Regions from separate parts of the Homo sapiens genome. Here regions 1 and 3 are each linked to region 2. Evidence: read pairs that join two places in POLR2A ChIA-PET (ENCODE). Cell type or tissue: CD4-positive, alpha-beta T cell. All regions are shown on one strand.

Region 1 (5,000 bases), 54 kb after region 2:
AGGGATAGTCACTATAAATGTTTTTGATATATATTCTTCTAGACATTTTTCTATACAGTGTTCCATAAATATTTTTATAAAAGCGGAAAGCACACTAAACATACTATTTTGCAAATTAATTCTACATTAATATTCCACATAAATACACAGTCACATGATTTGTAATGACATAGGACTCAATTGTGTAACTACACCATCATTTAATCTCACTGTTGTGCATTCACAATTTTCCCCCCATTTTGGCCATTATCAACAGAGTTGCATGATAAATATCACTGTATATACATTCTTCTAAAAAGACATTCCTAATTAGCTAAATCATAATAAATTCCTAGAGGAAGAATTACTAGGGTCAGGGGTATGCCCACTTAAGGCTCTCTCTCTCTCTCCATATATATACATATATATATATATACATATGTATATATACATATATATATATACGTATATATATATACATATATATATATACATATATATATACATATATATATATACATATATATATACATATATATACACATATATATATATACATATATATATATACATATATATACATATATATATACATATATATATATACATATATATATACACACACACACACACACACACATATATATATACACACACATACACACATACACGAACTATTGTTCAGAAAGACTATTAAATTACATTCTCATCAGCAATGTGTAACTGTTGTTTTAATTTACATGGATAACTACTGTGACTGAACATATTTATGTTTCCTGGCTATTTATATTTTTTATCTGTGGTTTTTCCTCTTCATGGTTTTTTTAATTCCATTTTCTACAGAATTACTTTTTCTTGGTGATCACACACAATAGTATGCCTTTATGCTTGCCAATTTTTCTCCATTTTTTTCTTTTGATCTTACTTATGATAAGCATTGATAAAAGAAGTTTTCGCTCTTATGTGGTTAAATCTATTAGTCTTTAAGCCCTTTGTTTTCTATTTGGTATATACATGCTTTTAAACAAAAATTCTACAATCCAAAATGTTTTACTTTTATTTTTTAATGCTAATAAATAATGTCCTAGAGTTTCAACATAAAAGAAACATTTAGCTGTATGCTTTCAGTACGAAGTACTACCACAGAGCCACAGACATCTTCTAGGTCTTAAAATATATTACATTTGAAAGTGAGAACTCTGTTTGGGTGAATTAGCAGATTTCATTAAAACTTTGAGGTTTATATTAGAATACTAATAACACAAAATGGAAAACTGGACATCATTGTTCTTTTGTCCCCCACTCCATGAAAAGTTTTATTTTCCTTTCACATTATATAAACACAGGATCCTTGAAAAAAATTCAAATAGAGAAAAATAAGGAAAAAAACATAACATTATTGTAATAGCAATACCCAAGATAACCACAATATTTTGATTTTTGTATACATATCTTTATGGATATATTTAATACATTCATATACAAACACACACACATACATTTTTACATAAATGAAAAACTGGCTCTATGATGTCTGTCTTCATCACTTTACTTTTTTCCCTCTAACCAACCTGTGACTTTCAAGCCTTAACAAGCCAAGGTGCGCAGCTTGGTTGGTATGTGTGATGACAAAAGCAACAAGAGAAATGCTTTGCGTTTTAAAAATATGAAATCCTATTACATATATTTCTCTGAATGTGCCTTTTCCTAAACTACATCATACAGATCCCTCCTACACAACTGGTCTAGCTCACTTTTAATTATATTACTTCAGAGAGTGAACGCACTATAATTTATTTAGCTGTTCCACTACTGAAGGTCATTCACTTTGTTTCCATTGTATCTTTTGAGACAGGGTCTCACTCTGTCACCCGTGCTGGAGTACAGTGGCACTATCATGGCTCATTGCAGCCTCAACCTCCTGGGCTCAAGAGATCCTCCTGCCTCAGCCTCCCAAGTAGTTGAAACTACAGAGGTGCACCACCACACCTGGCTTTTTTTTTTTTTTTTTTTTTTAAGAAAAAAGTAATGGTGTCTCACTATGTTGCCCACACTGGTCTCAAACTCTTGGGCTCAAGCAATCCTCCCACCTTGGCCTCCCAAAGTGCTGGGATTACAGATGTGAGACCACTGCACCTGGCCTGTTTCCAATGTTTAGATGCAATATACTATGATGCTATAAATATATTTATATATATAGACATACACATATATATACATACACACACAGACACATACATATATATACATATATATACACACACACAGTTTTACTAATCAGTACTTTTAGTTCTATGGGATAGATTATCAGAAGTGGGACTGTGAGATCAAAGGCCATATATATTAATTTTGATTACTATTTTCAGATGGCTTTCCAGGAATGCTATATAAACATACAACATTCTCTACAATGTCTGAAATAGGTTTCTAATAAACTTGACCAAGGAAAGGTTGCCTTGCCACCTATCTTTAGGAAAAAATCTAATACAACACATTTTAATTATTTTCCCCTAACTCCAATAAGTTTTGATGCTACTTTCATTACTCTCCTTGTTTCCCAATAATGCTTTTACCAATATTACATAGGGAAACACAGAAAAGAATACATTACACAAATTCTTCCACCATGAATTTCAAAATAAATATCTGAGAAATGTTGAGAGCTACAATGCCTTTAAAGTATATTGTATAACTTACTGATTATCAACCAGTTTTTATGATGGCCATCTAAACTCCAGGGGGAGAAAAACGTACCCTCATATAAAAGTCACGGGAGAAACCATGACCTTTCAATGCTCTTTTCCCAATCTACCAAAGAAAAGGAACAGCTTTTTATGCAGCAGGAAGGCATTAATTTAGGAAGCCTGTTTTGAAAAATTATCGATCCCAAAAGATATTATCAAATACTTAAGTAGAACCAAGGAACAGCTCTAAAATTCTACTCAGAAGGCAATTCCAAACACCCAGGCTAACACAGCCCCTGTGTCAACATCCTGCAGCTGGCTTATCATCAAATGCTTTCTTCAGCCTGCACAAACCCCAACTGCGGTTCTTCTTAAGTTCTCCCTGCACTGTTTCCGGCACCTACATTTCTTTTTTTCTTTCTGCAGGCTTCATCTGAAACAGCACTCTCCCAGTAGTCACTTGCATTTGATAAGCCCTACTACCCCTTTGCTCCCCGAACGTACATTTTCCCATTACATTTGTAGAAAGTTTTTAATAGTCCTATACCGATAGGAATAATATACCAATATAGCATCAGAACAACCAACATCCACATCTCTGCAAGAAAGTTAATCATTGGCCGATGCCATTCTATGAGGCACATGTAAAAAGGGCAGGTGAATCTATTCACTACCTGCTTAATAACAATCACTTTCCAATTAATATTAATAACTATAGCAAATAACATGGAAAGAAAAAAATACCCACATTTCCAACTCACAGACTATAACTTTGTAAAAATAATAATGTGTTGACTGGCACAGAAGTCCTTCATCAGAGTCAGAAAAATATTTGCCCTGATCATGTAAAATGCCTTATTTTGCCAGGTGAAAGTGGGTACTAACGGTTTCACATGATGCTTAAAAGAGCAAGATCTTGATCAAGTAGCAAGGAAATTAAAATAACTAGTGTTCAATTATATTCCACAAACTAGCTTTAAATTAATTTAGTTTCTCAAGTGGAAAAAAGAAAGCAACCACAGAGTTTTGATGTGTGTATTCAAACAGAGCACGTTAAGTCTTGAAATATTACATAATTTTTTATGAATACCAAATTAGAATTATGGTAGCAAACACCTTAAGATTTCACTCTAAGTCCTTTGGCTTTGAATGTGTTGCTTTCATCCAAAAGATTAAAGTGGGAAAGTAATATCTATGTGGTTTTACTCATTCTTCAACAAACTGAAGATCACTTATAAAATCGATAATCGTAAAAACAAATTTAGCACCTAACAAATGACGTGCTTCTCATGTCACATTCCATGAGATACACATTTATACACCAAGACATTAATCTGGGAGGTTATAAAATTAAAATTCTCTTAGAAAATGAATCCTTTGCCTTTATTTTTTAACTAGAAAATAGATGTCTTCCAGCTTTTCCCAGAAACTAATACTTGTAAAAAGAGGATTTTGAAAAAAACTTTGTAACAATTTTAAAAGTCCTCCAAAAAGTTTTAGAAGTAAATAATACTTTCATGATTGAAAGGACTCTTAGCCACAGAAAATCCTGAAGTTTTCAGTGAACTTCTGTGTGTGTGTGTGTGTGTGTGTGTGTGTGTGTGTGTGTGTGTGTGTGTGTAGAGAGGGGGAGGGAGGGAGACAGAGAGACAGAGAGAGAGACAGACAGAAAGACAGACAGAGTCTCACTCTATCACCCAGGCTGGACTGTAATGGCATGGTCTCGGCTCACTGCAACCTCCGCCTCCCAGGTTCAAGCAATTCACCTGCCTTAGCCTCCTGAGTAGCTGGGACTATAGGCGCGTGCTACCAATCCCAGCTGATTTTTGTATTTTTAGTAGAGACAGCGTTTTACTATGTTGGCCAGGCTGGTCTTGAACTCCTGACCTCGTGATCCGCCTGCCTTGGCCTCCCAAAGTGCTAGGATTACAGGCGTGAGCCACCACGCCCAATCTTAAGTAGTATTTTTTAAACTGGTCTTTAAAATTCCCTGCATTAAAATTTTAAAAGATTCTCTCAACGTTTCCCAGTAGGCCTTTTCATCACAGACTATCACCAACTAAAAAGACAATGGGCTGAAGTCAAAGCAAAACTAAGACCTCTCCTGGCTAAGTAGCACAGTGTTTTTTTTGTTTGTTTGTTTTTTAATGGTATGCTAGATAAACCAGATGCTTCTGGATCATATTGAAATATCATACAAAATAAAAACCCTTCATTGGCTTACAGGGTAGGCAGCTCTCAACATACAATTGGGCTGTATTTCAAAAGTAAAGCTCTAAGCTCATTATTTGGAACTCAGAATGCATTTTCCTGAAAATTCAATGTTATAAATAGAAG
Region 2 (5,000 bases):
TTCCTCATTCCCACTTCTTATGTCTGTCTGATGCTGGGTCCATGGTGGCCACCGGACGGCAGTGGTGAGGGAGAGTCAATCCTCATGCCACCTGTCCCTGCTTCTTGCCCATCCACTCTCCCTACCTTCCCTCCACAACCTCATCCCACAGACCCTTTGGTCACATGTCCAGGACAACTTCCTTCTGTAAAGAAAATGTTATCTGAGAAAGAAAGCTTTTAAATTTTTCACGTAAATATTTGTTGGATTAATGGACGTGATTTATATATTGAACTCATCTGTGTGCTCTTTACTTCCCTTACAGGAACTAAGTTTAAAAATAAAGATTGGGGTGGGGCATGAATTTACCAAAAGAAGAACCTCCATTCAGGGAAGGAAGAAGACACGTGGTCCCAGGACTACAAGAGAAGGAGGTGGGTTGGACATGAGTCAAGAACAAAAGCAAAGATGTGTTTCCAAAGGACAAAGGGTAAGATCAAGTTCCAGTGAATGAAAGGGACAGCTTTGGACACAATTTTGAAAAACCTGAACTTTCTCTTCGTTAACTATTTTTGCATGTTGACTTTCCTTGTTGCTAGCAATAAAAACCATGTCAAAGATTTATGCTTCCAGTAGGATAGAAGGCAGGTACGCTGAAGGATTCTCAGTTACAAAAACAAAACAAGCAAACAACAAAAGAATGAGCTGCTTGATAGAGCTATTTGTTTTTTTTAATCACATTGCTGGGTTCACAGACAGTAGAGGCAATCTCCAAGACACCTTTCTTCCCCCAAAGTGAGTTTAATCCACAGGGAGTGTGGGGACCATTAAGCAAGCCTGAAAGGAGGGACTCCGAGGACAAATGCCAGTTTCAACACTTACTTGGGCCAAACGAAAGCTGGGAGCTCAACAAAGGCTTCAACGTTAACCTGAGATCCTTGAAGGAAGCCTTTGAAAGTGGCCCCAACACCTGGTGGAAGTAAATGTAAATGATCTCCGGAGGAGAGCAACCCCTGCCAGGCCTCCAGGCTTCCCACAGATGAAGATCAATCAAACATGAGCTCACAGAGACAGCAACGACTAATTAATATTTTCAAGACTTTAGTTACTAAGATGATCAGATATAGAATTTTTTAAGCTGTGAGAAATTATACAGAAATAGAAGATGAACAAAAGATGATTATATTTGAAAAAATAATGATTCAGAATTTTCCACAATTAATGCACGTTATAAATCTGTAGATACAGTTGGGCACAGCAGCTCATATATGTAATCCCAGCAATTTGGGAGGCTGAGGCAGGAGGACTGCTTGAGCCCAGGACTTTGAGACCAGCCTAGGCAACAGAATTCGTCTCTAACAAATAAAAAAATAACAAAAGTTAGCTGGGCGTGGTGGTGTGCACCTGTAGTCCCAGCTACTTAGGAGGCTGATGAAGGAAGATCACTTGTATCCAGGATTTCAAGGCTGCAGTGAGCTGTGATTGTACCACTGCACTCCAGCCTGGGTGACAGAGTGGATCCATGTCTGTTAAACAAAAAACAAACAACAACAACAAAAAAAAAACAAAAAAAAGCAGAATACTCAAAGCAATATATAAGTAAGAATACTCAAAGCATACCTAGATACGCTGTAGTTAAACTAAAGAAGGCCAAATGCAAAGAGAAGAAAGGAATGGTGGCCAGAGAGAAAAGGCAAACACAACAGAGGAATGATAGTGACAGCTGACAGCTAGCTTCTCAAACCCACTGAACAAAAACAGGAATCTAACGTCATATAGCTTCTCCAGTTCACTTTACTCAAGCATCTTATGATACTAAGTCATTCCCAGAGTATATCTATGAAAAATTAAAGTTTATGTATCCTTATGCTATCAGTGGAATATCAAAGTTTGAAAAATAACAGAAAAAGAAAATCATAATGGAAATCCAAGTCTTGTGATAATAAACACAATGCGAATGAAGCTGGATGCCAACTCAATCAGCACTTCGATATCTTGTGGAACAAGAGAAAGCGAAACCCAACGTGGAGGTGGGATCAGACACTGATTATTTAAATGCGCGTGATGTGTTCAGCAGATCCTCCAAAGCTTTGATGCCTCCTCAGGCTGCTTAAATCAGTATCACTTAAGAGAGTCTTCTCAGACAGGAAACAGGAAACCAGAAACTTTCTGCATCCTTTTGCTTTATGGTACCTGCTCTGGAACATGTTTTGTGGAGAAAATATGAAAACTTCAGCCAACATGGAATGAGTAAACTGAGAATTTTCCTTATTGATTTTCCTTCCCCACCCATCCTCGCGTCAGCACAACCTTTAAGAGTCCACTCTGTGCTGGGCACAGCTCGGACACCAGTCTTTGTCCTCTTGGGGCTTATGGTCCAGAGGGGCAGACACATTAACTGAAGAACTGCCCCAAGTGTTGAACTCTAACAATGACAGAGTCAGGAGGGAGAAGCACAATGGGCTACGAGCAAGTATGGAAAAGGCCCAGGCCAGATGGGGGAGGCATGTGAGGCTTCCCTGGGCAGCAATGGCTCGTGGAGAAAGGAGAGGGCAGGTGGACAGGGCTTCCAGGAAGAAGGCGAGTCCTAGAGAGGAGGGGACACTGTTAATGGGAAAACAGTGCAGAAATAGACAAGGTGCGTGGCATGAAAGGGATGAACAACAGGCCCAGGAGCACCGGGAAGCGGCTGCTGTAGAATTGCACCAGACAGAGGAGAGCAGCTCAGCAGAGGGCGGAGGCGGCAGCAGAAACGAAAGAAGCAGAGAGACTCCGGCATGCTGAAGTGCTGAAATCTATGGGGCTTGATGATGACAGACTAGAAATGTAGGGAAAGATGGAGGGAATGCTGCATGCATGCGGGGGAAGCTGGTGGGTCCAACGACTGGCACAATGCATCTTAAGAGAAGAGTTCAGTTTTGAGCTTGTTAAACTTCATGCGCTCTTGGGACATCTAAGTGTCAATGTCAGGTAGGCCGTGGACAGGTGGGTCTGAAGTTCCCAGGGGCAGCAGGGGCAAGAGATAAAAATGTGTGTATCTGTGCATCAGACATTAGCTCCCCAGAGGAGTGGATGAGGTAACCTGGAGAGGGGCCGGTGTGATGGGGAGGAAGGCGGAGAAGCAGTCTTCAAGAACGGGAATGTTTCCAAGCCTGGAGAAGAGGATGAGAAAGGGGAAAACTGCCATCGAGGCAGGAAGTGAAAAAGCACAGGGCCACCCAATGGGAGTGAAGGGAAAAGGGGGTTCAAACATGCTATGGGATGATCATGATGCTTTTGAGAAGGCAGGGACTGGGAAATGTCAGCCAGATTGAACGGCACAGGAGGTCCTTGGCAACCTTGGCAGAGTTGTTTCGGTGGAGTGTAGCAATGGAACCCAGACTAAGTTGAGTTAAGGAAATGCTGGCACTGCACAGGGCTGATTTCTAAGGAGCCTGGCAGGGAAGGACAGGAGCGAGATGAAGAGGGATGAGGGACAGAGGGAGGACCTGACAGAGAAGGGACATTCCGTAGCACTTCTCGAGAAAGTGGGAGGGGATGGGATTCAGGCATGCAGGAAGGAGAGGCTCTGAGGAGGGAAGCGACTTTCCTGTTCACAGGAGGGAAAAGAGATAGGTGTCATGGGGAGGGAGCAGAACTGATGGAGGGAAGATGGGGCTCCCGACCACTGGCTCCTATTTTCTCTGGGGATTAGGGCCATGGCCACCTGCTAAGAGTGAGAAGCAGGCTGAGGACTTCAAAGGTTAAAGAGAACACAGAGAGCTTAAAAAGGGGACTGCAGAATGTGGATGGACAAGTTTAAATAGAGACAGGAGGCTGGGCTTCCGGGCAGAGCTGAGCGTCATCCACAGTTTGTGATGGTTCACGTACAGGAACCAAGTGAACTTGTGGATGACATTCCTCATTCTGGCAGAGCTCAACCCCAGGGTGCAGGTGCAGAGACAGGATGACAGGCGTTCTTCAGGATGGAGGGTGTTTGCTGGCTGAGTGTGACATAAAGGGGAAAGGAGTTCCAGGACCATCACTTGGAAATGGAAAGTCAGTACAAAACAAGATCCCTGACTGTAAGGAGTTTTCCACTGTAGTCGATGGTGCAAGACCTTCACATGTAGTAAAATACCAAGCAGCACAGAAGAAATGCTGAAGCCAGACAACAAGTGCCACAGAAGCACAGAGCAGGAGCCCGTGGTCACGGGTGTGGGTGACGGGCTTCTTGGAAGGAGTGCAGCCCTACATGGCCCTTGAGGGACGGAGAGTTCTGACTACTGTGTCATTTAAATGTCAGGGAAACACAAACTTTTAGCTATTCCCCATCTTCCAAAACCAGACTACCCCAAGAGGTAGAGAATGTTTGGTCCTCTTTATCTAAGAAGACAAGAAATGAGACAAGAAGAAAAATCAAATGGTTTACATGGAATCATAAGATGCTGAAATTAAAAGAGAATTTCGGAGATCATATAGTCTAACCTCTCATTTTGCAGATTGTAATATGTCCTGGTACAGCAGTATCTATACCTTCATAATTGAGTAGTGCGGCAGGATACTGAGTTAGATCTGACAGCTACTTTATGGCTACTTTATCTTTCTTCCAGGTGGCCTTTCATTCTTTACATTTGCATCACATTGCTTTTGGCTTTATTTCCCCTCCGGATTCCCCCCAGAAAACTTCTTCGTCAGGTGGTAGCTAGATTTAATGACTTGTAAACAAACACTTCACAAAACAGAGGATCTACTACTTAAAAGAGAAGCTTTTAATTAGTAAACTATTTTTTCAATAGTGTACCCATGAGCCTCTATATTATTTTTTCTACAACACATTTTATTGTGTTGTATATGAGGCTTAGCGATCATTCGTCAGTTTTACTGAAATGGATTACTTGCAGAGCTGCTTAATAACTGAAAAGACATTTAACTTCCTGAAAAACTCTCTCCTTTAGCCTGTTACTTTGCTCTTACCCAAACTAAAATATATTGCTTGTCTCTAGTTCAAATTTTGGTGCAAATGCAGGTAATGGCAATGA
Region 3 (5,000 bases), 70 kb after region 2:
TGCCTTGACCCCCATAAAAAGGAATTAAGTATTGTTACAAGGTACAATGTGGATGAACCTTGGAAACCTTATGCCAAATGAACAAAGCCAGTCACAAAAGCCCACATACAAATCTACAGAGACAGGAAGCAGATTAGTGGTTGCCTAGGGCTGGGGGTAGGGGTTGGGGGAAATAAGGTTTAGGTTTCTTTTAGAGAGGATGAAAATGTTCTAAGATTAGATTGAGAATGGTTATACAACCCCTATATTTAAATAGTATATAAAAATATATACATTTTAGTAAATATACTAAAAAGCAATGAATTGCATATTCTAAATGGTATTTGAATTGTACACTTTATATCATATGTGAATTATATCTCAATAAAGCTGTCTTTAAAAAGGATTCCTTTAAAAAAAAATACTCTAGCAAACCTAGAAACAAAAAATGAAGACCATGCACTACTTTTGAATTATGTGGATTTTTAAATCCACTTAAATGGGCTGCTGTGGTCATTAAAAATTATGTTTTTGAAATATGCTTGTTTACTACACGAATAAAGCAGAGTACAAAACTATAAATAAATTTTATAAAACAAGAATATATTTTTAAAGAAAAGGCTGGTATTAATCGTGATTATCTTTAGATGGCCGAATTATGAGTAATTTAAATATTGTGCTTTAGAATTTTCTATCCTTTTCTAAATCTTCTCCAATAAGCATGCATTGTTTTTATAATCATAAAAATAGCATTTAATGTCTTAGATGAGCCACACGTACCAGGAACTCAAGTGGCAGAAGGATTTAACTACATTCTTTACTAACATCCTGGATGAGAGGGTATTTTCCCTCTGTCATGAATGACAATAAAAAGGCTAGCATACATCCCTAGTCCTTTTCAGTTAAGTAACACTGCGTAAAAAACACCCCAAAACTTCATGGCTTAAAACCACTGCCATTTTATTGGCTCATAATGACATGGGTCAAGAACTCAAGGAGGCTCAACATTGTGTTCCTGCGACAGCTCAGCGAGGGCTGGTGATCCAAGGTGACCCTACACATGTATTGAGGTCTTGGTGATGTTGTTCAAAGAGTGAAGGACATGCCATCCCAAAATATGCCGGATTTTTATATTGATTAGTGTGAGCTGAAAACACTGAAAAAGTTGTAGATTCCAACTTGACCCCAACAAGCCAGGTGACCTGGGTCTTCCTGCATGTAGCAAGCCACAAAGATTCCTTTGGGAGGGGCCCCTCACCTATTCAGGCGAGAAAATAGCCCTTATCCCAGAGACTAGGGTTTGGAAGATGCAACTAACCTGAATAAGGAAATTTCTGGAAGTAGCCCTTATCTTCTACCTGTTTTATACTCCCCATGTATCCTCCCAGTGACTCCCCTAGAAATGTACTGCCCCAGATTTTTTCTTGTCATTTCTTCTCAAATGTATCGTTCTCAGCATAAAAGTGTCTTGCTTTGGCCAATTCCTTTGGATTTCACTCTTTTAAAGATTCCCAGGTGCAAGTAACACTAAGAAAATTTGTATTCCTTTCTCCTATTAATCTGCCTGATGTCAACCTGACTTCTAGATCCAGCTGAAGAGCCCACTAAGAGCTAAAGGGAGGTTGGAGGGGACCTCTGTCTCCCCTACACTGTCAGCTAGGCCTTCTGAGCCACCTGGCTTCTCAAGACCTGGCTTCTCAGCCAGACACAGTGGCTCATGCCTGTAATCCCATCACCTTGAGAGGCCCAGGCAGGAGGACTGTTTAAGTTTCAGAGTTTGAGACCAGCCTTGGCAACACAGTGAGACCTTGTCTCTTCAAAAAATTTTAAAAATTAGCCAGGTGTGGTGGCATGCACCTGTGGTCCCACATACTCAAGAGGCTGAGGTAGGAGGATGCCTTGAGCCTGGGGGGTAGAGGCTGCATTGAGCCATGATGGCGCCACTGTACTCTAGCCTGTGTGACAGAGCAAGACCCTATTTCTAAAAAAAAATAAAATAAATAAAATTAAATTAAAATTAAAAAATAAAACGCAGGAAAAGAGGTGAAAACTCCTAATTTCAGCTACCAGCAATATTTTACTGTAGCAGAAACTGACTAACTTTCCCTGCAAGGGTTAGACAGTAAATAATTCTAGGCTCTGCGGGCCACACAGTCTCTGTCACAATGACTCACCTCTGCTGTTTGAGCAGCTACAAACTGGCAAACAAATGAGTGTGGCTCTGTTCCAATCAAACTTATCTACAGACACTGAAATTTGAATTTCATAGAATTTTCACATTATGAAATACTTTTTTAGAAAACCATTTTTTTTTTTGTACATACGTAAAAACTATCCTTAGTTCGTGGCCACACAAAAACAAGCAGCGGGCCAGATCTGGCCCACAAGCCATAGTCTGCCAACTCCTGTGCTATAGTTAATTCAAGATATAAAAATGCTCAAAGAGGAGTACTCTGTTGCATACCTTATCCACAAATCCACACACCATCCCTGTGTAGAGAGCACACAACCCTTAGCTACTGAATTTTTCACTGTCCTCAAACTGTTCTACTTAAGAGCCAAAGTTACTTTTCATTAAACTTTTCTCAGTATTTCAACTACTGTTTCTTTTTAACCTAGCAACTATCAGGCCTACTCATTTCCTCTGCCAGGAGGCAATGGTAGCCCTCAAACCTCAAGTATGCACACCTTGCCTTTATTTTCTAGAAAAGGCCAGCAATCTAAAAATTAGGAAACCACCCTGTTCTGATCATGCTATTCCTAATATAGTGTTTTATTTTACTGATAAAACAAAGCATTGCTGACTTACAAATTATTGGACAGTAACAGTGTCCATGAACCTAAAAAAAAAGTGCCATCAACTTGACACTTGAGAGTTTAGCTAACAAAGTACACAAAGAACAAACCACATGGTTGGTGCTCCGTGGTGGGGGTGGCAGAAGCAGGAACCCGCTGACAAGCACATCACAGGCCCTCCAAAACCTCAGAGTATCTGTTCTTCCATTAAACCTGCCTCACTTGTGAATTCCTCCAGACTGAGCCAGTCTGAACTTGGCTCCTAGACTCTCTACTCAGGGAGGGAGAACTAGAACCTGAGGTTAGTCAGGTTCACACACCACATTAACCCTTGCTGGGAACACTTGGTAATTGCAACAGGATCTGAAGAGACACAGATGGTCCAGTCATCTTTACATATGCATCATTTGCGTCTGAAAATCCTGGCACTACCCATGACCTTGGGAATGAACAATGTGCGGTCATCTACCATGTCACCTGCTGTCTTCTTTACAACAAGACTGATCTTTCAGATCCTTCTTTATTTTTGCGTAGCTGAGGCCATTTCTGAAGCCAAAAAGAAAAGAAAAAGAAAAACAACAACAACAACAACAACAACAAAAACAGCTGACACGACAGTACAGTATAAATAAAAATGAAGAAACTTTATGTTGGATCAAGCTGATAAATTACTGTTCAACCAGCAGCCTCTCTAGCAAGGGCAGCTATCTGAGCTGAAGACACCTGGACTGCTCTCTGACTCAACTCTTATGAGTTCTGCTCATACCACCGAGTCAAGGCTTTAACAGTATTTGCATTTGCCGTTTTTCACTGTGATCTTAAGTCACAGTTTTTCACAGTGATCCTAAGTCTTCCATGCTGTGGTACAGACCCCAAGTTTTCGCAACTCAGAGGTGGGCCAAGTGCAAGGGGACCTGAGTCAGAGCCAGGTTTGATCCTGACCGCAGAGCTGACAGTGTGGACTTAGCCGAGTCACTTACTCTGATCTGTTTGCTCATCTGTCAAATGTGAATAATGACTTGTCCCCAGCCTTCTCCTCAGTGCTGGGTACAGGTCAGGTGAGATGACAAAGGTGAAACTGCTTTGTCAACTGTCGAAAACAAGTTATTTTCTTCTTCCATTAACTTTCCCCCTCAAGCAGCAACTGCTTTCTTCTGTTCCCTTCTGCAGGGTTTGATAAAGAAGTCTGTTGAGCACGTGTTTATCATGGTTTTTAATCACAGCTTCATCTTTCCAGACTGCAGCGTCCCTCCTGACTGTAATTTCTTCTCATGGTTTGGTACCTCTTTCAGTCGCCCCTCCCTTAGCCTTTCCCAGTCTCTCTTGTAGCTTTCCTACCAAGCAGTTCACACACACACACACACACACACACACACACACACACACAATTCAAAGTGTGTCAGATCTTGAAATATTTTCTTTATATCTCTCCTGGAATCGCCCAGCGCTTCCTTGCCCGGAACGTTCCTGGCTACAATAAGCACCACATCGGCCAAATACCCATTAGAAACTGAATGATTCCTATCTGAAATACTCACAAGAAGCCTGGAGCCCATTACTTTGTGTGTAGAATGTAGTCTTTTTCCCCCCCTTAAATGCATTACCTCACATCTGTCTGTATTACAATTTAGTATGCCAACTTCCCCACTCACAGTTTCAGGCCTGTGGCAAACCATCTTTCAGTTTATTTTCCCCACTGGCTTGCTGTTTTATGACTTAAAAATACTTGAGAGCAAAATGTAAATTTAGGCAATCTCAAAGACATTACTGATTGGGTCGTTTTAATTAAAAACCAGCATTAGTATCTGTGGTACTAACAGTTAATACTAGGTACGCTTTGTCTGAATCCCTTATTTTTTCTTTGATTGCCACTGCCTCTACTTCTTTTGCCAAAGAAAGTTGTTTAAAAAACTTTTAAGCTTATATTCCTTCTGCCAAAAGCTAACACACAATGTGTTTTATCATTATTCTTTGTAATGCGCTTGTTTCATTATACTGTTTCTTATACATATATGTTCATAATTTTTAAAAATATACCTATTGGCTTTCCTTGTCCTCTTAAAAATATTCCCTACCTCAAACAAAACATTCTATTAGTGAAACATAATTTGTCTATCAGAAAACCTGACACACCTTCCAATGTCCAGTATCAGCTCGAGCTCCCTGGCATCAAAACAATCCCTGGTCTATAGGATGCCACCCACTAAAAATCTTTCCAGTGTCTC

What was found. Peaks named below come from ENCODE experiments on the same cell type or tissue, not always from the same donor. Only the 100,000 strongest peaks of a DNase experiment are listed, where the experiment ranks them.
Region 1: POLR2A ChIA-PET joins it to region 2 with 27 read pairs; 14 of 35 experiments call an interaction of 5 or more read pairs at or near these places.
Region 3: POLR2A ChIA-PET joins it to region 2 with 33 read pairs; 15 of 35 experiments call an interaction of 5 or more read pairs at or near these places.

Annotation. Positions count from the first base shown.
Region 1 is chr10:22,663,633-22,668,632 of GRCh38, forward strand. The region is part of intron 1 of PIP4K2A (phosphatidylinositol-5-phosphate 4-kinase type 2 alpha); the gene reads right to left. Among named protein-coding and RNA genes, the nearest start is that of PIP4K2A, 48 kb to the right of the region's middle. In CD4-positive, alpha-beta T cell, no CTCF peak of the experiment used is centred here; DNase peaks (open chromatin) are centred at 3,019 and 3,679; H3K4me3 peaks cover 1,663 bases; H3K27ac peaks cover 3,113 bases.
Region 2 is chr10:22,609,882-22,614,881 of GRCh38, forward strand. The region is part of intron 1 of PIP4K2A (phosphatidylinositol-5-phosphate 4-kinase type 2 alpha); the gene reads right to left. Among named protein-coding and RNA genes, the nearest start is that of PIP4K2A, 100 kb to the right of the region's middle. RefSeq lists an enhancer at 664-1,198. In CD4-positive, alpha-beta T cell, no CTCF peak of the experiment used is centred here; DNase peaks (open chromatin) are centred at 944, 2,040 and 2,710; H3K4me3 peaks cover 1,809 bases; H3K27ac peaks cover 4,299 bases.
Region 3 is chr10:22,679,714-22,684,713 of GRCh38, forward strand. The region is part of intron 1 of PIP4K2A (phosphatidylinositol-5-phosphate 4-kinase type 2 alpha); the gene reads right to left. Among named protein-coding and RNA genes, the nearest start is that of PIP4K2A, 32 kb to the right of the region's middle. RefSeq lists enhancers at 2,651-2,770, 3,511-3,730, 4,271-4,340. In CD4-positive, alpha-beta T cell, no CTCF peak of the experiment used is centred here; DNase peaks (open chromatin) are centred at 2,158, 2,638, 2,968, 3,728 and 2 weaker places; H3K4me3 peaks cover 1,574 bases; H3K27ac peaks cover 4,806 bases.